2 separate regions of the Homo sapiens genome follow, and region 1 is linked to region 2. A link is a loop called in an ENCODE intact Hi-C map of the cell type or tissue named here. Cell type or tissue: B cell. All regions are shown on one strand. Each heading gives the region's core, and the rest is flanking DNA. Links, peaks and the distances in the headings are about the cores only.

The links. A loop is a pair of places that touch in the nucleus more often than their neighbours do. Peaks named below come from ENCODE experiments on the same cell type or tissue, not always from the same donor. Only the 100,000 strongest peaks of a DNase experiment are listed, where the experiment ranks them.
Region 1: a loop joins it to region 2, with 27 times the contacts of the local background. A loop is called at or near these places in 5 of 110 quality-filtered maps.

What each region holds. Positions count from the first base shown.
Region 1 is chr1:229,967,502-229,979,053 of GRCh38, reverse strand. No RefSeq gene overlaps it. Among named protein-coding and RNA genes, the nearest start is that of LINC01736, 29 kb to the left of the region's middle. In B cell, for the core only: no CTCF peak of the experiment used is centred there; a DNase peak (open chromatin) is centred at 5,873; H3K27me3 peaks cover 883 bases.
Region 2 is chr1:230,161,137-230,172,688 of GRCh38, reverse strand. All of the region lies in intron 1 of GALNT2 (polypeptide N-acetylgalactosaminyltransferase 2), which reads right to left. Among named protein-coding and RNA genes, the nearest start is that of GALNT2, 100 kb to the right of the region's middle. In B cell, for the core only: CTCF peaks have their summits at 4,922 (motif pointing right) and 5,121 (motif pointing right); DNase peaks (open chromatin) are centred at 2,768 and 5,128; H3K4me3 peaks cover 961 bases; H3K27ac peaks cover 1,676 bases.

The DNA.
Region 1 (11,552 bases), core at 1,699-9,698, 190 kb after region 2:
CAGTTTGTTCATACTCACAAAGCAATTTCCTTAGATTTTTGACTAGGATTGCATTGAATCTATAGATCAAATTGAGAAGAACTGATATCTTGATAATATTGAGTCTTCTTATCCACACACATAGAATATCTCTCCATTTAGTTACATCTTCTTGGGTTTCTTTCATTGGTGTTTTATACTTTTCCTCATATAGATCTTGTAATATTTTGTTACATTTATACCTATTTCATTTTTTATGCTAATGTAAATGGCATTGTGCTTTTAATTTCAAATTCTAATTGTTCATCGCTGGTACATAAGAAAGCAATAGACTTTTGTATATTAATCTTGTGTCTGGAACATTGTTATAACTACTTACTAGTTTCAGGAGGTTTTCTTGTTGGTTCTTTGGGATTTTCTACATAGACAATTATGTTATTTATAAACATAAGTAATTTTCTTTTTTCACAACCAGTATACATTTTATTTTCTTGTTTTATTGCATTAGCTAAGACTTCCAGTATATTGTTGAATAGGAGTGGGAAGAGTGAATGAACATTCTTGCCTAGTTCCTAATGTTAGTGGGAGAGCATTTAGTTTCCCACCATTAAGTATGATGTCAGCTATGGATTTTTTGTAAATATTATTTATCAAGTTGAGGAAGTTTCCTCTTTAATCTTAGTTTGCTGAGACGTTTTTGGTTTTTTTAAAAATCATGAATAGGTGTTGGATTTTGTCAAATGCTTTTTCTGCAACTATTGATGTGATCATATGATTTTTTTCTTTGGCTTGTTGTTATATGAATTATACTGCATTGAATAGATTATATTGATTTTCAAATGTTTAACCAGGCCTGGAATAAATCCCATTTGGTTGTGGTGTATAATTCTTTTCATGTATTGTTGCATTTGATTTGCTAATTTTTTTTGAAGACTTTTGCATCTATTTTCATGAGAGATATTGCTTTGCAGTTTTCCATTGTTATAATGTCTTTGTCTGGTTTGGTATTTGAGTAAAGCTGGTACCAGCATGACAAGATGCTCAACATTGTTAGTCATTAAGGAAATGCAAATTAAAACTCATTGAGATACCACCACACAGCTTTTAGAATGGTTAACACAACCAACAACAAGACAATATTAAGTGTTGGAGAGGATTTGGAGCAACTGGAACTCCCATTCACTGCTGGTGGGAGTGGATAATGATACAGCCACTTTGGAAAAGTTTTTGGCAGTTTCTTTTAAAATTAAACCTACATTTACCAAATGTAAAAACCTACACTAAATGTTTATTGTTTATTCATTTTCAAAACTAGAAACAACAGAAATGTTCCTCAATGGATGAACAAACTGCAGTCCATTTATACAATGGAATACCACACAGCAATAAAAAGAACAAACTATTGATACATTGGAGAATGTGGGTGAATCTCAACACATTATGCTAAATGAGGAAAGCCAGACTCAAAAGACTATATACTGTGTGATTCCATTTACAGGATGTTCTGATGTTCTGGAAAAAGAAAAACTACAGGGGAAGAAACAGATCATTGGTTGCCTGGGGTTGGGATGGGGCAGAGAACTGATCACAGTGGGATATGACGGTATCTTATGGGGTGAGGGAACAATGCTATGTCTTGATTATACATGTAATGGTTACATGACTACAGGCATTTGTCACAAAACCTACAGAACTGTACTCTAAAACAAGCAAATTTCTCCTCACATAAATTATAGCTTAATAAAAACATAGTAAAAGTCTCAAAAGTTAAAAAATCACATCTTTGCAGAGCTATAATCAGAATGAATACTATATACATTGGCCTGCTTTTTTTGTTTACAGTATTACACCAAAGAGTTCTTACTAGCGTTTGCTGTAGCATTTAAAAGCACCTTATATTCCAGGAAAGATAGTCATTCTCTGGCATCTATATGTATCTATATATACTGCATCTATATCAATCACACACTTGAAACCAAAATTAGAATGGATCATCCGCTTCCCCCTAAAAGATCAGCAGGACTAATTTCAGTGTTTATTGCATGCTATTTTCCTACTTCCCTCTGTCACCACCAGAAGTAACCTGACTTCCAGGTCAGCCCCAATCAATCAGACTCTCCCCTGCTTGGTATCAGTTAGGAATTGTGTCCAGACACTAGTAATAGAGACCAGACTACAGTAGTTAAACAACTAATGCTTTATTCTCCCATATAAAACAGTTCAGAGACCACAATGTCATCAGGGACTCAGGCTATTTTAATATTTGTACAAGTGTTTTTTTTTTTAATATATGGGAATTATTTTGTAGAACAGAAACTCAGAACTCAGTCAAAAGTGTGCATATTTTTGTATACTCTTGATTTGTACTGATAAATTGCTTTTCCAGTGAGATGTACCAATTCACAATACTGCTAACCATATGTCAGAGCACCCAGTTTATTACCAAATCTGTGTTGGAAATATTCTGCCTTTGGATTCGTAAAAAGAGGCTCAGGTGGATTAAGTGGGCAACCTACGTGTGGTAGGTGAACGATAATCTCCAGACTCCAAACTCCAGGTGCTCTTTTGCTGATAAATTTGGGAAAATTATATTGTTGCTGAGTTCCTCTTTCCCTGTGTCCCTATCTCTTGTCTGTTCCCCTTTCTTTCTTCTTTCCTTCCTTCTTCAGCTCTTTGTTGATATCCCACAATGAGCCAGGCACTGAATCTATTCCATCATAACCCCTCGTTTTCAGGGCAGAGCATTTTGAGAGTCTTCTGAAACACTTTCTTTTCTTGCCCTCTGGGTCATCAATCTCTCCTCCTACAGTGTGGAATCCCTGCTTGGGGCTGGAGAATGGGTCTGAACAGGGGGTGGGCAGAGTCCTGTTGGTGAAGGGGAGACAATGTTAGGTACCTGCACAATATCTAGCCTCCTTCTTTCTTGATTTTATCAGGTACAAGACTTCATTGCCCAGCCTCCCTTGCAGCTAAGTGTGGCCCCATATGAGCTGAAAGTGGAACTTACTGAGTTGTTGGATGATACTTTTAGGAAATCTCGAAAGAGGACAGACAACTGGTGGAATATTCCTGTTCTTTGTTTCCTGCACATATGGGACGTGTCCAAATCTCAGTTCTCAAATACTTTCAGTTCCTAGGTCATCTCAATTATTCACAGGGCTTTAAATACCATCTATAAATTGGCCACTTAGAAATTTCTATCTCCAGCCCTGACTTCTCTCCAGACGCTCTGATTCCTATACACAAAGGCCACCTCAACATCTCCACGTGGATGACTAATAAATGGCTCAAACTTAACACATTTAAAACAAAGTTCTTAATTTCATGCCAGAATCGGATCTGCCCCCGTTGTTTCCTTTTTAGTAAATGGCACCATCGTTCACCCAAATGTTCAGGCCCAGATCCCGTGAGTCACTTTGACCCCTCTCTTTCCCTCACACCCCACATTCACACCAGCAGCAAAAATTACAGCTGTACCTTTAAATTACATATTGAATCTGATCATGTCTTACCACCTTCACATCTCCTTCCTGGTCCAGTCACCATTAGCTCTCATCTAGACCACAGAGTCAGCCTCTTCACTAGTCCCCTGTTTTCTACGCTTGTCCCCTACAGTAAAGTCTCCTCATGGTATCTAGAATGATCTTTTAAAAACCTAAGAGAATGTCATATTCTTGAGTTTCTTTAAACTCAAGTTTCTTTTGGCACTCAGAATGAATCAAATTCCTTTCAAGGTCCTCCGGTCCCTGCCTATCAGCCTGAACTTTCTTCTTCCCAGCCCCCCTTGCTTTGCTATGGTCCTTTTAGGCACATTCCAGCCACAGGGCCTTTGCACCTACTGTGCTGTCTGCACTGAATATGCTGTGTTCGGGTCTATGCGGAAATGTTGCCTCTCCAAAGACTTCCCTGACCACCATATCTGTCCATCACTGTCTGATAATGTATAGTGTACTTAGTGGTTTATTGGCTTTCTATTTTGGTAGAGTACAAGCTCCCGACTGTGCTGGTTTGCTCAATGCTGTGCTCCTTGGGCTCAACAAAGATTTGCTGAATGAATGAAATGAATAATTTAGATGCTGTTAGTTTTGATGCTATTTTATTTTCCACTAAATGCATGGATTGCTTCACTAATTTCTTCCCTGTTGTTTAACATTAAGTTGCCTCTATATTTTTAATATAAAAACACTTTAATGAACACAGCCAATACTCAAGTAGTTCAGTCTGGTTCTTAGGCTATAACAGCTTGGCAAAAGAAATTAGTTCAATTCAAGTACATGGATTATGTAATCTAAAGTGGAAACCAACAGAAATTCTGTATTTCTTTGCCCTGGGTTTCTGTTAGGTTATCCTTCTCCCTTACCCAATGATCCATCCTGACTTTATCCAACCAAAAACTCTCACCTTCAAGCCTTGATGAAAAGTTCTCTCTCTGTGTGTGAAGCTGTCTGACACCCTCCTGCTGGCAGGACCAATGGATCCCTCATCTTGAGTTCAGGTCACTCTCTTCTAGCATTTACCAGACTCCTGTGGGTGGAACTTCTTTCCTTTCTGCCTTCCCGGTGAGAATGAAGGTTCTTCAAGGTCAAAAGCTGTGTCTTATTCACCTTTTGTGTGTGTGTGTGTGCCAAGCACAGTGCCTAGCACATCATAGATGATTAATAGATATTTGTAGAGTCTGGGTGTGGTGACTCACACCTGTAATCCCAGCTCTTTGGGAGGCCAAAAGGTAGGAGAATCGCTTGAGGCCAGGAGTTCAAGACCAGCATGGGCAAAGTAGCAAGACCCCCACTCTAAAACAAACAAACAAACAAACAAACAAATATATGTTTGTAGAAATGTGGACTGAATTCTCTTCCCCCAAAATGGTTGGAAGAAACATTGGTGATATCTGTGCTAGGAATAAAAAATGGTGTATGACCACCACTACTCCTCTCCCGATAAAGAGAATATGGCAACAAACACCAGTGTTGTCAGGTCTTGAAGAAAAGTCTTCTGTGAAATTCCTTCCAATCACGCCTGCATTTCCCGCAGCCCTTCCCCACCCCATCCTGATACCTTCCTTGCAACACTTGGTTTATTTTTTCATCTTCTGCATTTTTTGAGATTTCTTTTGAATTTGTTTGCTTCTTTGGGGACACACTGTTGCAGGATATGAATAATTGAACACAACAAATTTGGATGATAAATTATGGATTACAGATGCTGAGTTATTTTGGAACTGTTGCTCTGTGTGTTGTAGCAAGGCACTGGAATATTAAAAATGTGTGTTTTAAATGATCTTGATGTTGCTTGTTGAAAAGACAAGCAAGAAAAACTATGAAAGCCTACAGCATCGGGAAAGATTGCTGTGCTTGGAGCTGGTGACTTTCCTGAGTCAGGTTCTGCAGCCCCTGGGAGATTGGTAGCGTGCTGGGCACTAGTAGCGTTCAGCCTGGGGAGTTCTGGAATAGCCAGCGCCAGCTAGGTCCTGATTGGGCACACATTCTTGTGCCCTTGGTTGGGAATTAGGGAGACAGAGATAAGACGTGAGGAGGAATTTGTGACTGTGCAGCCTTCCTGGGGTCTCCGGAAGGCAAAACTCAGTAAACACAGAGGCTTCCAAGCACCCATGTCCTCCTGCAGCGTGGAGTGAGGGAGCACTGAGGAGGTGGCCAGCCAATCCCTATGCAGTGGGATGGCGATTTCTTCCTTAGTGTGAACTGCCAGGAAGGAGTTGGTGCCTACTAGGAATGTGACAAACACACAGCTTAAGAGGTGTGGGGACTGCATGAGCACAGGAGAGGAAGACTACAGGCCCAGGGCACCCCGGCAAGGCTTGAAGTCTCAGAGGGGCCCTGCGGGCAGTTTGGGGAGTTTGTAGCATTGTCACCTGGAGGATTTGTGGGGCCAGGACAGCTGCCCCCTGCTGGAAGTGGGGGCTGAGAGCCTTTCCCAGGAGACCGCAGCAGCAGCAGCACCCTCTGGAAGCTCCTAGTCCTTGATGCTGGCCCTGGAGCAGGAGGACTGGGCAATTTCAGGGCTTGCCATCCTAGCCCCCTCTGCAATTCCAAAGTTAATCAATTTTGATTGCTCGGAGGAAGGTTGAGTTTGTTATTTATTCATTGGGACAGAAAAACAATTTCCTGTCTGAGGACACAGTAGGTTGCAGGCCCTGGCCTTTGGGTAGGGAACAGACTTCCTTCAAGGAGCTTTGCATGATCATTCAGGCCTCAAATTCTGAGTGGAGGATGTGGCCTGGAAAAGGCAGCGCTGTCTCAGCAATGGCTTCTGAGGCTGTGTGATAAGGGCCCGTGCTGGGTGCTGGCTGTAAGTTGTGTCACGCCCCTACCAAATAGGTGCTGCGGTAATAAAAATGTTTCATGTTCTTTCTCCTGTGGAGACTGGTGTGTTTTTGAAATACAAGCTAGTTGTTAGGCCTGAGCCCTCATGCTAGGAAGTCTCAAAGGGACTGATAGAAGGGGAGAGAAGTCTGACGTACAAGTGCTTGTCAGCCTTTCCAGGCTGTGGCAAGTTCTGGAACTAGCAGGCAGGTGATGAAGTGAGAGGAGGGTGTGTGTGTGAGTGTGTGTGTTTAGCATGCTGTGTGCATGTATGCATGCATGCACGGTATGTGTGTGCTCACATGTGTGGTATATGTGTATGGGTGTGGGTTGTATGCATTATGTATGTGTATGTGGTATGTATGTATATATGTGTGTGAATTGTGTATGTATGGGTGTGTAGGTGTGTGTAGATGTGTGCGGTGTGTGCATGCACGCACACAGGTAGTATGTGGGGTGCATGCACAGGGTACATATATATAATGTGTGCATAGAGTGTGTGCATGTATGTGTGTGTATGAGGTGTGTATGTATGTGGGTGGGGTGTATGTATATGCAGGTATGTGGGTTGTGCATATGTGTGGGGCATGTGTATGCATGTATATATGTAGTGTGGGGGGGTCCATGCATGTGTGTGTATATGCATGAGGTACATGTCTGTACTCATGGGGAGTATATGTATGTATGTGTATGAGGTGCCTGTGTGTATGTGGGTGGAGTGTATGTACATGTGAGTGGGATGTATGTATGTGGATGGGGTGTGTGTATGTTTGTGGGCTGTGTGTATGTACATGGTGGGGTGTGTGCGTGTATGCATATGTGGGGTTGTGAGGTGTGTGTATGCATGTGTGTGTGGTATATGTGTGCAGTGTGGGGGGAGTTAGCATGTATGAGTTATGTGTGGAGGGGGTGTGGCTGTATGTGTGTGAGGTGTGTGTGTATGCGTGTGTGTATGCGTGTGTGTGTGTGTGATTTGTATATTTGTGTGGGGGTCATGCGTGTGTTGTGTGTGGTATGGATGTAATGTGGGGGGCTGTGCATGCACATATGTGTGTCTGGTGTGTGTGTGTCCTAGGCCGACACAGAGCAGGGAGGGGCATTTTGTGGATGTCACTGAAGACACAGGAAGGGAGTCTGGGTTCTGGAGAAAGGGCCTCAGCATTTTATGAGCAAAAGTGTCTTGTCGTTTTCCCAGATCCTCAAGGTGGGAAATGCTGGCAGAAAGACCCAGGAGAGGAGGACGGGGAAAGCCGGTGCTGTTCCTGGAACGCCAGCCGGGAGCCAGGAGATGGCTTCTTCCCTCTAGACAAGAAAGAACTGGCGCGGGCCAGACCTAGGCAGCATTTGGGTGTGGGTGAAAGGCCTGGGCACCTGGGATTGGCCTCCGCTTGCACAGTGTGGGGGCTGCAGAACAGAATCAGGAAGATCCAGGGTGACGCCGGGAAGCAGGCAGGACTGCTCAGAAGGGCGGGAAGTCAGTGTGGGATTTAGACACTGGGGTACAGGGTGAGGTGCTCTGAATCAGGACCTGAACAGTCCCGCTGGCAAGGAGGCGAGTCCTTAGGGCTTTTACTAAGGCACCTGCAACACATCCGTGGAAGGAGAGAGAACCACCGAGACGTAGCACTCAGGGGACAGAGAAAACGGGCAATTGCCCTGGCTGGGAGCCTCCTCTCCTCCACTAGCCTGGCCAGACCCACCGTTAGATTCAGCCTCCTGATTTGGGGACCTCTAATCCAGACGCTTTGAGTGTGGTCTGTGGCCCCTGGAAGGACACTTTGTTGTTGATGAAGAGTGAATCACTGCATGAATGTTCTTCAAGTGGGTGCGGAGAGCTCACTCGGGGCTGTTTTGAAGAGTGTGGGAGGAAGAGAATGAAAGGCAAAGCTAGCGATTAGCACGCCTGGGAAAGGTATGCCAGAGCTCAGCCATTCTGCAATCAATCAATCTTTTTTTTTAAAAAAAGCCAACTTGATAGGAAGTGGAAATGACACAGAGTTCATGGTAAGAAGATCTCGGTTCATATTCAGGCCCCACTACCAGTTTGGTATGGGACGTTCAGCAAGTTCTTTAACCTCTCCGAACCACAGTTTTTTTCATTTGTACAGTGGAGATAAAGATCTGCCTCTCGTGGTGCTTTTAAAATTGTAGTAAAATACACATAACATAGAATTTACCATCCTAACCATTTTTAAGTGCACAATTCAGTAGTGTTAAGGACATTCTCAATGTTATGCGACCATCCATCCACAAAATTCTTTTTATCTTCCCAAACTGAAACCCTGTATCCATTCAGCAACATCTCCCCATCTCTCCCCTGCCCCAGCCCCTGGCAACCACTTCTTTCCGTCTCTAGAAATCGGACTCCTCTAGGAACCTCACCTAAATGAAATCGTACAGTATTTGCCCTTTTGTGACTGGCTTATTTCACTTAACGTAAGTGAAGTTTCATCCACGTTGGCCTGTGAGAGAACTTCCTCCTTTTTGAAAGTTAGATAATATTCGATTGTATGGACGATCCACCTTTTGTTTGTTCACTCATTTGTCCATGTACACTTGGGTTGCTTTTGCCTTTGGGTTATTGTGAATGATGCTATTATGAGCATGAGTGTGCAAATATCTCTTTGAGTCCCTGCTTTCAATTCTTTTGCGTGCATACCCAGAAGTAGAATGTCTGGATCATGTGGCGATTCTATTTTTAGTTTTTTAAGAAACTGCCATATTGTTTTAAGAGGATGCACCATCTATATTCCCACCAACAGCACACAAGGGTTCCAATTTCTCTACATCCTTACCAACACTAATTTTTGTTATTTTTTATTATTTTTTAAAATAGTACCTATTCTAATGAGTATGAGATAACATTATGGCTTTGATTTACATTGTCCTAATTATTAGTGATATTGAACATCTTTTTGTGTGCTTATTAACCATTTGTGTAACTTATTTGGAGAAATGTCAATTCAAGTCCTTTGCTCGTTTTTTAGTTGGATTATTTTTCTGTTGTTGTTGTGTTGTGGGAGTGTTTTGTATATTCTGGATATTAACCCCTTAACAGATATATGATTTGCAAATATTTTCTCCTATTCCATAGATTGTCTTTTTATTCTATTGATTGTGTGCTTTGATGCACAGAAGTTTTTAATTTGGTGTAGTCCAATTTATCTATTTTTACTATTGTTTCCTTTGGTTTGGTGTCGTATCCAAGAAATCATTGCCAGATCTCTTGAGGTATTTTTTTAAGATAAAATGAGATATGATATGTGTGAAATTCCTTGTAAATTATGAAGTAGTATAAAAATATTAGCTGTTATGTAAGTTCTTGAGTACGTGACATGCAGCCAAGCCCTGTAGGGATGCTTCAAAAATTACCAAAAACTTGTTAGTCAAGATGATAGATTGAAAACACACATATAATTTCATTCCCTCCATAAATCTGACTAAACAGACAATAGAGAGGTTTTTTTTTAAAAAAAAACAACAAGTTTATCTCTTTGTAACCTCCCTAAGGTATAATTTAAATTCAATCAAATGCACCCATTTTACAGACAAAGTTTGATGAGTTTTCATAAATTTGTATATTGATGTAACCACCATCACAATCAAGATATTACATAATTCCATTACCCAAGATGTCTCTTGACAGGCAATCCACTAACAACTCTGTTCCCGGGAAGCCACTAATCTGTGTTCTGTCATTATAGATTAGTTTTGTGCTTTCAATAATTTCATAAAAAAGGAAACATACAGTATAAAGTCTTTTGGCTCTAACTTTTGCTCAGTATAATATTTTGAGATTCACATAAGTTGTTGCATATATCAACAGTTTCTTCTTTTTTAATGCTGAACAGTATATCATACTATGGATAGATGACAATTTGTTTAATCCATTTACCTGTTGCTAGACACTTACATTGTCTCCAATTTTTTGGCTCTAAGAATAAGACTGCTATAAGCATTTATGTGCAAGTATTTATGTGAATATAAGTTTTCCTTCACCTAACTGGAATTGCTGGGTCATATGGTAAGTGTATGTATGACTTTCAAAGAAACAGCACAATTCTTTCCCAAACAGTTGTACCAGCAGTGAACAAGAATTCCAATTGCTTCACATCATCACTGACACTTGGTAAGTCTAGTCTCTTAAATTTCAGCCATTTTAGTGGGTGTGTAGTGATATATTATTGTGGTTTTAATTATCATTTCTCTGATGATTGATGACGTTGAACATTTTTCATGTGCTTATTTGCCACCTGTACATCCTCTTTTGTAAAATGTCTATTTATCTTTCGCCCATTGTTAAATTGGTTGTTTTGTTGTTTTGTCTTCTTCTTCTTATTATTACTTTTTGAGACAGAGTCTCACTCTGTCACCCAGGCTGGAGTGCAGTGGCACAATATTGGCTCACTGCAACCTCCAAGTCCCAGTTTCAGGTGATTCTCCTGCTTTAGTCTCCCGAGTAACTGGGACTGCAGACATGTGCCACCACACCTCGCTAATTTTGTATTTTGTATTCTGGTTTTTACTTTTTAAACTAAAATCATAGTATGATTATATCCATCATCATAATCAAAGTAATGAACATGTTTACCACCTTCCAATGTTTTCTCAGTCCAGATTTTAAGGCATCCTTCCTACTCTCTTTTGTGTTGATCCCAACACAATAATATTTGGATAAATATTTTCTTCAAGCTGATAAGTATTTTTTTCAGCTTGAAGAACTTCCTTTTACATTTGAACAGACCCTTTTACATTTCTTGTAGTGAGTCTGTTGGCAAAGAAATAGTGCAGATTTTGTTTATCATCTGAAAAATTTTGATTCCACCTGCACTTTTACAAGTTTTTTCTGAGAAGAGAATTCTATTTGACAATATTTTCCTTAATCACTCTACACATGTTTTCTCATTGTCTTCTGATTTGCACAATTTTTGACAAAAATGTCTGTAGTCATTCTTACCTTTATTGCTTAGTACATAATGTATCTTTTTTCTCTGGTTGGTTTTAACGTTTTCCCTTTATCACAGGTTTTCAGCCACTTGATTATGGTGTGTCTCTGTGTGGTTTTCTTTGTGTTTATCTTGCTTGAGTTTTCTTGCTCTTCTTGAATCTGTGGGCTTATAACTCATCAATTTGAAATTTTTTTGGCATTTTTTTCCGTTCCTTCCTACTCCTCTCTGAATGGGACTTGAATTACTTGTATGTTATACTAATTTTCCTATGTCACTGATAATTTGTTCATTGCTTTCAGTTTTT
Region 2 (11,552 bases), core at 1,167-9,166:
AAGTGGTCAGGGGAGTGGAGGAGGAAAGGCGCCGTGGGGATGAGGAGGTACAGTGGCTGGAAGATGAGCAAGCCCCTTAGGCACTATTGATCGAATCTATGCGTGCAGGGCACTGTGCAGTCCAACCATTCGTTTCCCAGAGGATTGGCAAAAAGGATCCAGAAGGGCTACCTGACTTATCAACTGCTGCAAAACTCAGTAGCTTAAAACAATAAATGTTTATTACCTCACACAGTGTCTGAGGGTCAGGAATCTGAATGGTTCTGGCCCACGATTTCTAATGGGGCTGCAAAGATTTCGGCCAGGGCTGCTGTTCTCTGAAGGTTTGCCTAGGGCTGGGGTCTGCTTCCAAGATGGGTAACTCACGTGGCCAGGAGGCCCCAGTTCCTCACTGGGGCCCATCCAGTAGGGCTGCTTAAGTGTCCTCCCAAGAGGCGGCTGGCTTCCCCAGTGAATATGAGGAAGAGGGCACATACAAGAGCAAGGGAAACACGGTGATGCCTTTTATGGCCTAGTCTTGGAAATCACTCACTGTTGCCCTGTCACAGTCTGTTCATAAGAAATAATGAACCATGTCACCATGTCCAGCTCACGTGAAATCGGGTTTGGTGGAGCTGAGACTAGCCTCCAGTTTTGAGAGGAGGATAATAAAAAAAATTGGTTAATATTTAGAATATTCTAAAACCACTACATTTATCAATGCCATAAGGCTTGCTAGTGGCAGAGACTGCTGCACCCAGCCAGTCATTTGTGTGGGACAGGGGTGGGGGGCAGGGGCTGTGAGGTGTTGGAAGCCCAAGAATTGAGTCACAAAAGCAGCAAAAATGTGGCTTCATCTCACGCTGATGTCTTACCCATGTCCAATATAAATACAATTACCACCTCTGGTAACATTTTTGAATTATGAAACACCACTAAAATAAACATGCTTACATACATAAAACTAGATAATAACAAAGAATAAATGTTATGTATATTGCTAAATCATCCAAAGCTGCTTCCATATAATTTAAATGGCGAACATCATATTTGTTAACGGAGACATAAAAATATTACTGCGGGAGAAAACAGAAAATAAATGGGCTGTTTTTAATCTCTGCTTGCTGAAATATATGTTGTCACTGTTAAATTATTTCAGCTGACTAGAACATATGGTCAGAGGCAGATTAAATTACCGAAAATACCATCTGAATGACTACTTGATTCCCTTCTAATCAGTTGTCTAGTTTTCACTGTTATTTGATGACTTTTCAGTAATTACCACTACAGCCAATCCACACAGCAACCCTCAAGTTTTGGGGAAAAAAACAGGTTGCCAGAAATTTTTAAATGATGTAATAATTTATATTTCACAGCCCATTTCTCAAAAGGTAAGACTAAGCTAAGCTGCAAAGCTAAGACATTACAAACTAACTAAAATACTGTTCACTCGAAAGCAAATTTTTACAGAGTAGACTTAGTTTCCCGCTAAAGACCAAGACCTCCCCTGATCAAGCATTTTCCCTATAAAGTGACCCATGGGAGAAGCAGAAGGACTTATTTCTAATTCTTCAAGGTTGGCGTTCCACCAGGGTAGTGTAGAGGAATAATCTTCAGGTCTTCTCACAAGAAGGCAAAAAAACTTACTTTCCAAATAGGCTGTGTGACCTATTAATAAACTCACAAATTTAATTTTAACTCACTGGGAAAGGGTCCTGAAAAAAGAACACCAGAGTTAACTAGGTGATTTCATCTGGATAGCTGTCTCCTCCAAATCTGATGTTGAAATGTGATCCCCAATGTTGGAGGTGAGGCCTGGTGGGGGTGTTTGCGTCATGGGGGTGGATCCCTCATGCATGGCTTTGTGCTCTCCCCATGGTAAAGGAAAGAGTTCACACAGATTTGATTGTTTAAAAGAACCTGGCACCTCCTCCCCTCTCTCTCTTGCTCACTCTCTTGCCATGTGACACACCTGCTCCCCTTCACCTTCTACCATGATGAAAAGTTTCCTGAAGTCCTCACCAGAAGCAGATTCTGTTGCCATGTTTCTTGTACAGCCTACAGAACCGTGAGCCAAATAAACCTTTTTTCTTTCTAAATTACCCAGTCTCAGGTATTCCTTTATAGCAATGTAAAACAAACCAATATACTAGGCTAGTAAGATCACTCTGAACCATGGCAAAAGTTCTCTTAAAACCAGAAGCCTGTACTGTGTAAAACACTGGTATCTATGCATTTATAAAAGAGATCAGTTTTTGCTTCTTAATAAAAATCCCCATTGAAAGCAAGAACAGTTTGGTTTACAAGAAAGAGTGGTATCTTTCCTCCTACTCATCATTAGAATAGAAAGGGAACGTAATATACCCTAGAGACCAGAGACAGGCTTCATTCAGTCTCTCAAATATTTCTGAAGCATGTTTTGTGCCCCATGTAGCAGAAGTAGCCATGGGCCCTCCTAGTTTCATCACCTAGGGAGAACAGGTAAAATATAGGTAGAGAAGTAAGATCAGCCTACTGCAAGCTTTGAAAGCTCCAGCCCAACAGCTCCCAAAACCTCTACTTAGGCAAGAATCAAAAGATATGAAAGGTTTAAGAATGAAGACCTGGGTAGAGTACAGAGTGAGGAACAAGACAGAAAGGCCAAGTTTTGGATTTCCCAAGGCCTGTTCCTGCCCTGGCCAATATAATTACAACTTTAGGGAATGGGACCCAGCCTTGGGGGTTTTTCTAGAAGCTCCCAGGCAGTTCTCAGTGTTCAGAACCACTGGCTTCATCCATGCATTTCCAGTTTCACTTTCACTGCTCCAACTTAGTTTATGAAACTCAATGCTGCGAAAATGAGAGGAGGGCAAATTTCTATTTTGGATTCAAAGTCACAAACTGCTTTATACATACTCCACTTGCTCACAAATAAAAAATATGTTATGATAAAGGTCAGCACTTCACTTATTTTACTGTGTAACCTCAGAGAAAAACACACTGGTGGGGAATAACGTGGGGCTGCTCAACATTTGAGAACTGTAACAATGACTTGTGCTGAAGTCGTGAACTACAATCGCATAATTATTAATTCTCAACCATTTAACTTCTCTAACAGGCAGAAAGCCTGGTGAATCATCCTGCACATTGATTCCACGCACAGTCGGTCAATTGTCTTCATTTAACAAAAATCCTCCTATTTAAATCCCTATAGCTACGCACAGATGAAATGGCCATCGGTGACCCAGCCAGTTGAGTCTAGAACCTCTGGGCATAGAAAATGCAACTAGGAATAGTTTGCAAATGCACTGGCATATCCAGTAAATCCTGGTCTATCTCTATGACCTTAGGCAACTCAGGCTGCTTCTCTGAGCCTCAGTTTCCCAAGATATAACATGAAAATGTAAGAACCACTCTATCCCATCCCCTTTGAACTATAAGGCATGACACAAGTTAGACATTAAGTCCCATCATTAAGAACATTAAACTTGCCTTCTTCCAATCTGGGGGTCCAGCCTTTACTCCTCTTCCAGTTACTATTCAGGGGTACTAAACTTCCCTTTCTCTCCATAATTAACTCATTCAACAACTTGTTTACAAATTTATGCATATTTTACTTCTGTGGTCTTCCTCTCCCAAACCCATAACTCTCATCTAATCATGAGAAAAAACATCAAACAAACCCCAGACGAGGAATATTCTAAAAAATCCCTGACCAAGCCTCCTCAAAACCGTCAAGGTCATAACAAAAAAGGAAAGTCTAAAAAAATGTCACAGTAAGAAGACATAATCACTAACTGGAATGTGGTATTCTGGATAACATATTAAAACAGAAAAAGAACACAAGGGGATGTTGTAAAAAATCTGAATAAAGAGAGAACTTTAGTTAATAACATATCAATACTGGTTCTTTACAATAAATGAATCATACTGATGTAAGATTTTAATAACAGGGAAACTTGGTATGATATATATAGGAACTTTCTGCACAATGTTCCCCATGTTTCTGTAAGTCTAAAACTGTTCTAGAAAAAAATAAAATTGTAAAAAATTACAAAAATGTGCGCATAATCCTATTTACCTAAAGGGAAAGCAACTACACTGAAAACTCCTGGGCCAACATCCGTCAATCATGTATTTCCTGGGTGCCTGTTCATTTTTAATGGAAATTTTAAGCCCTCTTGCCTCCCTCTTCGTTCAAGAAAACTCAGGTACAAATCTCTTGATAAATGCTCGAAAGCCAATCTTCCAATGAGAATAATCAGCTCAGCTCCGGGGACAGGAGGGGCAAGGCCTCAGAGGAATCTATTCCACGCCACCATCCTCTCTTCAAGAGCTGCCAGACCATCCTAAACGTTTTAGCCCAGAGAAAGCGAGCACAAGGGATGCCACTCGCATGCAGCTTTTCCTCATTCCTAGGTCTAAGTAAGAGTTTATGAAGCAGGTCAGCTCTTAGCTCCTGGTGATAACTTCCCATTCCTGAAGGCAAGAACAGCAGGTCCTTTAAGAGATGATATATAATTCTAGCCCTAAGTTAGCTGAGCGCCCGACACTTTAAGGAGTCTTTTATGGCTCCATTTTCTAACACTTGCTCCGAGTCCACCGCCTCCCCAGTCAGGGGGTGGCACACAAAGCCCTCTCTCAACTGCAGCTCACTTCTTGTTCTGGGTTTCCCAACCACAGCTGAAGCAGGTTCTTTTACTTTAGAAAAATGAAGAATTTCTGCACACTGGACTAGAAAATGTCTCTTTACAAAAAAAAGGGGGGGGTATTTTAGAAAATTATTTCCCATGTGATTTATGTAAAAATCAATTGCATTTTAAAAATTTAAAAATAATCATTGCCAATAGGTAAGAAAAAAAGGTGGGAGGAGAGAGGTGAAGCCCTCAGGCAGCACTTGGTGATGAGCGGGGCCCAAGGGCCACAGTGGAGCAGCCGCAGGGAGGCCAGCAGGAGGCAGCCTCGTCAGCCGGCCAGGCTGCAGCCCTGCACATTTCACACCCGTGCTGCTCCACCGCCCCTTCCTCCCATCACCACGGCGCTCCTCCACGCTCGGCAGTTCCCTGACCTCCATGTCAATATCCCCGCAAGGCTGCTTTCCTCCCCACTTCACCTCAGCCCACAAGCAGGTCTCACAGAACTAAAGTGCAATGCTCCTTGTCACCAGTAGGTGCCACCATCTCCCATGACCACCTGGTTAAATCCTTCCCATGAGGGCCTAACTTCCATACAACTGGTTCCTTCCTAGGCCTGCTCTGTAACCACTGAGTCAGAACTGGCTCCATGCTGGGAGTGGTGGCTCACGACTGTAATCCTAGCACTTTGGGAGGCCAAGGTGGGAGGACAACTTGAGCCCAGGAGCTCAAGACCAGCCTGGGCAACGTGGTGAGACCCTGCTTCTACAAAAAATTTTAAAAATTAGCCAGGTGTGGGGATGCACAGCTGTAGTCCCAGCTACTTGGGAGGCTGAGGCAGGAGAATCACCTGAGCCCAGGAGTTTGAGGCTGCAGTGAGCCAGGATCGCATCATCGCACTCCAGCCTGGGCAACAGAGTAAGAGACCCTCTGTCACCCCCCACCACCAAAAAAATAAAACACTTGACTCTGTTTTGAAGAGCATCTCCAAGAAAAAAAAAAAAGAGTCTCAGAATGATATGCAAAGAGCCCCAAGAGGGCTGAGGGTTACAAACGAAATGGAAAATTTGTAATTAAGCTTCTCCCCTGACTTATCTCATCACAAATCATTACAGAGTTGGAAATTCTTGGCAGTACAGCCCAGGTACAGCCAACCCAAGTGTGAGTGAGAGGGACTAATGTTTATTCAACATCCACCCCAGGCCTAGCACTAGCATGTTCTCTCTTTTACTCCTCATGACTCCCCCACTACAGCAATTCTCCCCCATTCTGAGGTTCTCTGTACAGCAATTACCCCTTATCTTCAAAGGGAGAAACCTCAAACTTCAGTTGACTTCTCTTTGGGTACCATTAGAATTAGATCTGGATTTTGGGAAAAGGGAAGAAAGCAAGGAAGTTGGGGGAAAGGAGAGGCTTTCCCAAGCTGCCCTGGGAGACAGCAGATGGCAGAGACCAGCACATCACACCCACTGGTCACAGCAAGAAGGCAGAGACAAGACATGTCCGCGTGCTCACTGAATCCCCGGAGTCCACTGTCCTGCTGCCATCTCTCCATGGCAAGGCCAAGGCTGTGCAGCCTCAGGACTGATAAAGCAGGCATTTGAAAAAGGCCTGACAAATCCTTTCAAAGTTGGTAAAATGATATGACCCACGTGGGATATTTAGAAAGATGGTGAAAGTAGCTAGAGATGAGAAACACCGTGTGAGGCACACCATGCAAAATGTGTGCTATCTGCACCCAAGAAAAAGAAACTCATGAGTGACGCTGCGGGGAGGAGTGCCTGAAAAAGTTCCTAACAAACAAGAAATACATAGGGACTGTATGTTTCTTTTTATTCATTTAAAATGTACATTTTCTCATTAACATTTTCTTTGCTCAAGGTTCAGCAGCTATTAGCTGTGTGACTATTACCCCAAAACCCTATAAGGATTGTCTTAATCTATTTTTTTCAAAAGGTCTTTTTTTTTTATTAATTACAAATTGTTCTTTCACAAAGGATTTGTGCAGAGGACACTGTCATGGCTTATTAGACCACTTTAAAGACAGGTAAACACAGGGGTTAAGGCGGTTCATACAGTCCCATCAAAGCCCAGACTCCATGTCAACCTGATCCAAAACAGTGGTCTTTCCACAGTTGCAAGCTCTTTTCTTAAAAGGTTATTTCAATCAGATCACAGTAGCTGAGTGGAGCACATTCACATCATGCCTAATATGAGTGACCTACAGCAGGACTCCATACAGAAACCTCCAGCCCTGTGGGGCATCTATCAGCCCTCTCCAGGGGCTCTGGCTACTCCGAGGGCCTCCCTCCCTCTCGAGTGCTGCCCTGGGACAGGTTGACCAGTGCCACCCAGGGACAAGCTGTGAGATCCCCTACCTCTGGCGCCACTTATTTGTAAGTCCATTCTCTGCCTTCAACAGCTGGGACATTCTCCATACTATCTCAATACTTGGCATCACAACCAGGCTGCAGATGTCTCACTACCTTATTTTAAAAGCAAAAGGACACAGTGTAAATTAAACCTTATCGGAAAGCAACTTGGCTTGGCATCCAACATCAAGAACTAGAAAGCGACTGAAAATCTTTAAGCCAAGAAATCTCACTTCTGTAAATTTATCCCAGTGAACTAACCTAAAATAAGGAATAAATCTTATGCACAAATACTGCAGCATTATTTATAAGAGAAAAAACAGAAGAAACTTAGAACATTCACCAATACAACGTTAATTTCTGTTAACAGCCCCTTCAAAGAATACTATGCGCCCATTAAAATTATAAAGATCACAGAGCCACATGCAAAATGCTTACGTTAAATGAAAAAGCAGGAGACAAAGTTTTATGTACACAATGAAACAACTATATAAAAATCTGTATCCATATGGATTAGCCTGGAATGAAAGGCACTGGAATAAAAATGATTGTGTTAAGAGTGGAGAATGATGAGTGTTGGCTCTCCTTCTCAGACTTTCACATGTTCTTTAATTATCTTCATGAATTGTTGAATAGTTTTAAAAATTTAGCCCAGATATGTTAAAGTTGGAACTTCGACCTTATGCAGTATTTCACATCATTAAGGGATCTTATCTGGCCAGTGGTTCCAAATGCTGCCCAAAGCCACTACAGGAACCTATGGGGCAGGGGACACAAAAGCTGTTTCTAGAAACAGGTGTGAGCTGACCTCTGCTTTTAAGGTTTGGGGTCCAGGCACTACTGTAGAATCTCAGGTAGCCTCCCTTCTCCCTTGGAATTAGAAAGAGGGCTGAGAGGCCAGGCGTGCTGGCTCACACCTGTAATCCCAGCACTTTGGTAGGCCTAGGCAGGTGGATCACAAGGTCAGGAGATCGAGACCATCCTGGCTAGCATGGTGAAACCTCTCTACTAAAACTACAAAAAATTAGCCAGGCGTGGTGGCGGGCGCCTGTAGTCCCAGCTACTCAGGAGGCTGAGGGAGAAGAATCGCTTGAACCTGGGAGGCAGAGGTTACAGTGAGCCGAGATCGCACCACTGGACTCCAGCCTGGGCGACAGAGTGACTCCGTCTAAAAAAAAAAAAAAGAAAAAGGGCCCAGAGACCGTGCTGTCCTGGGCAAGAAAGAGATCACATGATCGGATGCAGTCCGCCAAGCCTGCTGAGAGGCTCATCTCCTCTATGTACATCACTTTCCCTACTGAATCTTTGCTTTCTCCAAGAAACGGGTCAAACACCAAAGTGATCTTGTGCGCTTATCACCGCTGTTAGCAGTAAATGTGTACAGGGAACTCGGGTGCTGACAGTGCATGTACGGGCAATCACACACACAAGGAGAGAAAGCAAAGCACCGGCCTCTACTGGGTACTTCCCCATGGGCCCGACGGCCCTTCTGCCCCCAACCCAGAACATGGAAATAACAGCAACAGTGATGCCACCCTCACAGAACTGGCATTTACCAGGGATTTTCCAAGTGCCAGGCATTGTAGAGGAGCTACACGTGTGCGATTGCAGTTACGTATGTGTTCTTCACAGTATCTTTGAGGTATGGTATTTAATACCCCTTTTATTAAAAAAAAGATGACAAAACTGAGACCCTCCCAAAAAAAACAAAGTCAAGAGCACACAGCTAACAGGCAGTGTATCCAGTGTCACATCAGGCTGTGACTGGCCCAGAGTCCAGGCTCCATCCACCACCCCCGGCCAGTTCTGGGACAGACAGACTGACCCCGTGTCCATGTGGTTGGGAAAGCTAAATCCAATAAGCTCACTGACACCAAGTGACTGGCACAGGCCTGGCCCACAGCAGCCAAGACAGTCAGTGGGGACTGTCCCTCTTTCCTCTTAGCTTCCCTGGTCCAACTTCAGAAAACAGTAATTTTACCAAGATCTACTTTTAAAGGTTGCTTCTCCTTTCCACACACTTCGTCTCATTTGATCCTGATGGGAAAGCTGAAAAGACAGTGAGCTGCTGTGAGCAGCTCGGGCTTCGAAGGCAAATTCAAATTCCTGCTCTGGAGCTCGTAGCAATAGGAACCATGTTTTCTATCCACTGTGATGTGGAGGAATTAAATAAAAGGACATACATGATGATGCTAGCAGTGTCTGACACACAGAAGGCTCTCAACAAAAACTGAGCCCAGAGCCACACAACCGCCTGAGAAGTTACACCACACCTCCCTCATACAGCTGGAAACGCTAAAGCATGAGAGATCGCCGGAGTGACCTCATCCCATGCTCTCTGATGAGCAACAGCACTGGGAACAGTCACTGCTCATCTTTCCACTGCACCTCAGCCCCACGGAGTCCATGGAATTCAGGAGTGGCCAGTGGCCCACAAGATGTGCGCACTCCATGGAACTTGTTCCAAGTGGGGCCTGGATCTCACCTCACTGCACATGAAGGTTGGGGGATTTAACAATTCCTTTGACAAAAGTTTGTTGTTGTTGTTGTTGTTGTTGTTTTAATGCGGAGTTTCAAAGAACATGTTTAGCTGATTCTTATCTTTCTGTAAGCCAAAGATTCACGTGTCCACTGACTTAGAAATGCAGGGGTCAAGGAGAACTTTCCCCATCACCCTCTGAAGGTTCACTGAAAACTCAACTCGAAAAAGTCAGATTAATTAGAGAAAAGGCATACACATTGATTTAATGTGTACACACAGGAGCCATCAGAATGAAGACCCAAAGTTACAGGGGAAATTGTCCATTCTCATGCTTAAGTTCAACACAGTATGGACAGTCATGTGGAAATGTGACTGGACAAAAATGGTAGGTTCCAATGCCAACAGACCGAGTGGGGAAGCCCAGCAAGGCCTGTCCATCTAGATTCTTCTCAGCCTCTCTGAGCAGCATTCCTTCATTCTGGGTTGGGGCAAGACCCTCTCTGGAATGGAGTGGAGGGGTGGGTCTTATGACCTACAGTCAAACAGTTAAGTCACATACTGTTTTTATAAACAGTATTTACATAGCAAGGCAGAGGGAAAGTTAGAGCTGCATTTTCAGGGTTGATGGCTGGCTTTGGGGAAAGCAAGTTCTGGTTCCTAGGACCTGTTTTAGGGAAGAGGGATTCTAGCTTCTATGGAGGGAATCTAGCTTCTAAGGGCAGCCTTGGGGAGAAGGAGACTGGCAGCTGGAGGGCAGGAGAAAGTGAAAAACTTTTGCTTCTGAGGCCTTCATTTTGGGATATTGTTTTCTGAACCCTAAGGGAAACTAGAAAGAACTATATTTAGAATTCTAAAACTTTATAAATTATTCATCCATCTTAGTAGCATCACCCGGAATGCTAAATTCTCAGAGGATGAGAAAGAGTGTATGGAAAATGTGTGGAATATGGTAGGTGATCAGATACAGGAGCTTCATCCTAACACCCTGAAGAACCCGGCATGTGTTGGACCAGATGAATTAAGTGCTGGGAGACTTAAAGGAAGGCTGGTTAGTCTTCAGTGCTTGTGAAAATCTGCAAAGATCACTTGAGTCAAATCTATAAGAATGTGGAAACTCATTCACGTCTATACAAGCTTGTTCAACAGTACTATAATCCTGAATCTTACCAGCAAAACCAATGAACTGGAAGCGCCAAGATTTTTTTTTTAATTTTTACAGAATTTTGCTGGTTAGTCTTACTTTAATAATACCCCATATTATTCCAAAAAGGATTGGGTAGCTTAAAACAAAAGATCTAAATAGAAACACAAAAGAAATGGAACATGGTGGTTGCAGAAATGACCAAGTAAAGATGCTGTGGTCAAGTTGAATTTTTAAACTCTGAACTTCCCAGAGACAGAAGTAAAATAAGTAATAGAAACAAGAATTAAGGTGTAATGAGATCAGTTATGGCCCAGAGACTTCATGTATAGTCTCAATTAACTTCACAACAATCTCAGGAAGGCAAGTATCATCATATCCATTTCACAGATGAAGAAATGGATGTGAGTCACCCGCCAAAGGCACAATGGTCAGAGAGCAAGTCAGAATCTCAATTCAGGCTGGACTTTGAAGCCTGTGCTCCAACCAACCATATGCTCACCATCCAAATAAAGTCATGAGTATCTTAAGAGAGACTGAAATTCAGCTGCTAGATTCCAAAATGTGCCATGAAAAGAATGGATTTTGGGGACTGGACTGCAGTGGATTGGAAGTGGCCATATTTCTTTGCCACGTCTGCACAGACAGCTGGAGTCGGCCTCTGGACTAGGCCATGTGATTTGCTTTGGCCAATTGGATGCCAGCAACCACGAGGCAAGGAGGGGCTTAATACACACCTGCACATTGGACATGCCCTCTTAGAATGCTGCCCTGAGACCACCATGGTGTAAGGAAGCTGGTCTATGCTACTGGGGCATGTGGAGAGTTGAGGAGCCCCAGACAATAGCTAGCAAATACTATAGGACACGTGAGGCCACCTTGGACCAGCCAGCCAACGCTGCTATCACTTGACCACAAGGCACACGTGAGCCCTGGGGAAGTTAGCAAAAGGACCGCCCAGACAG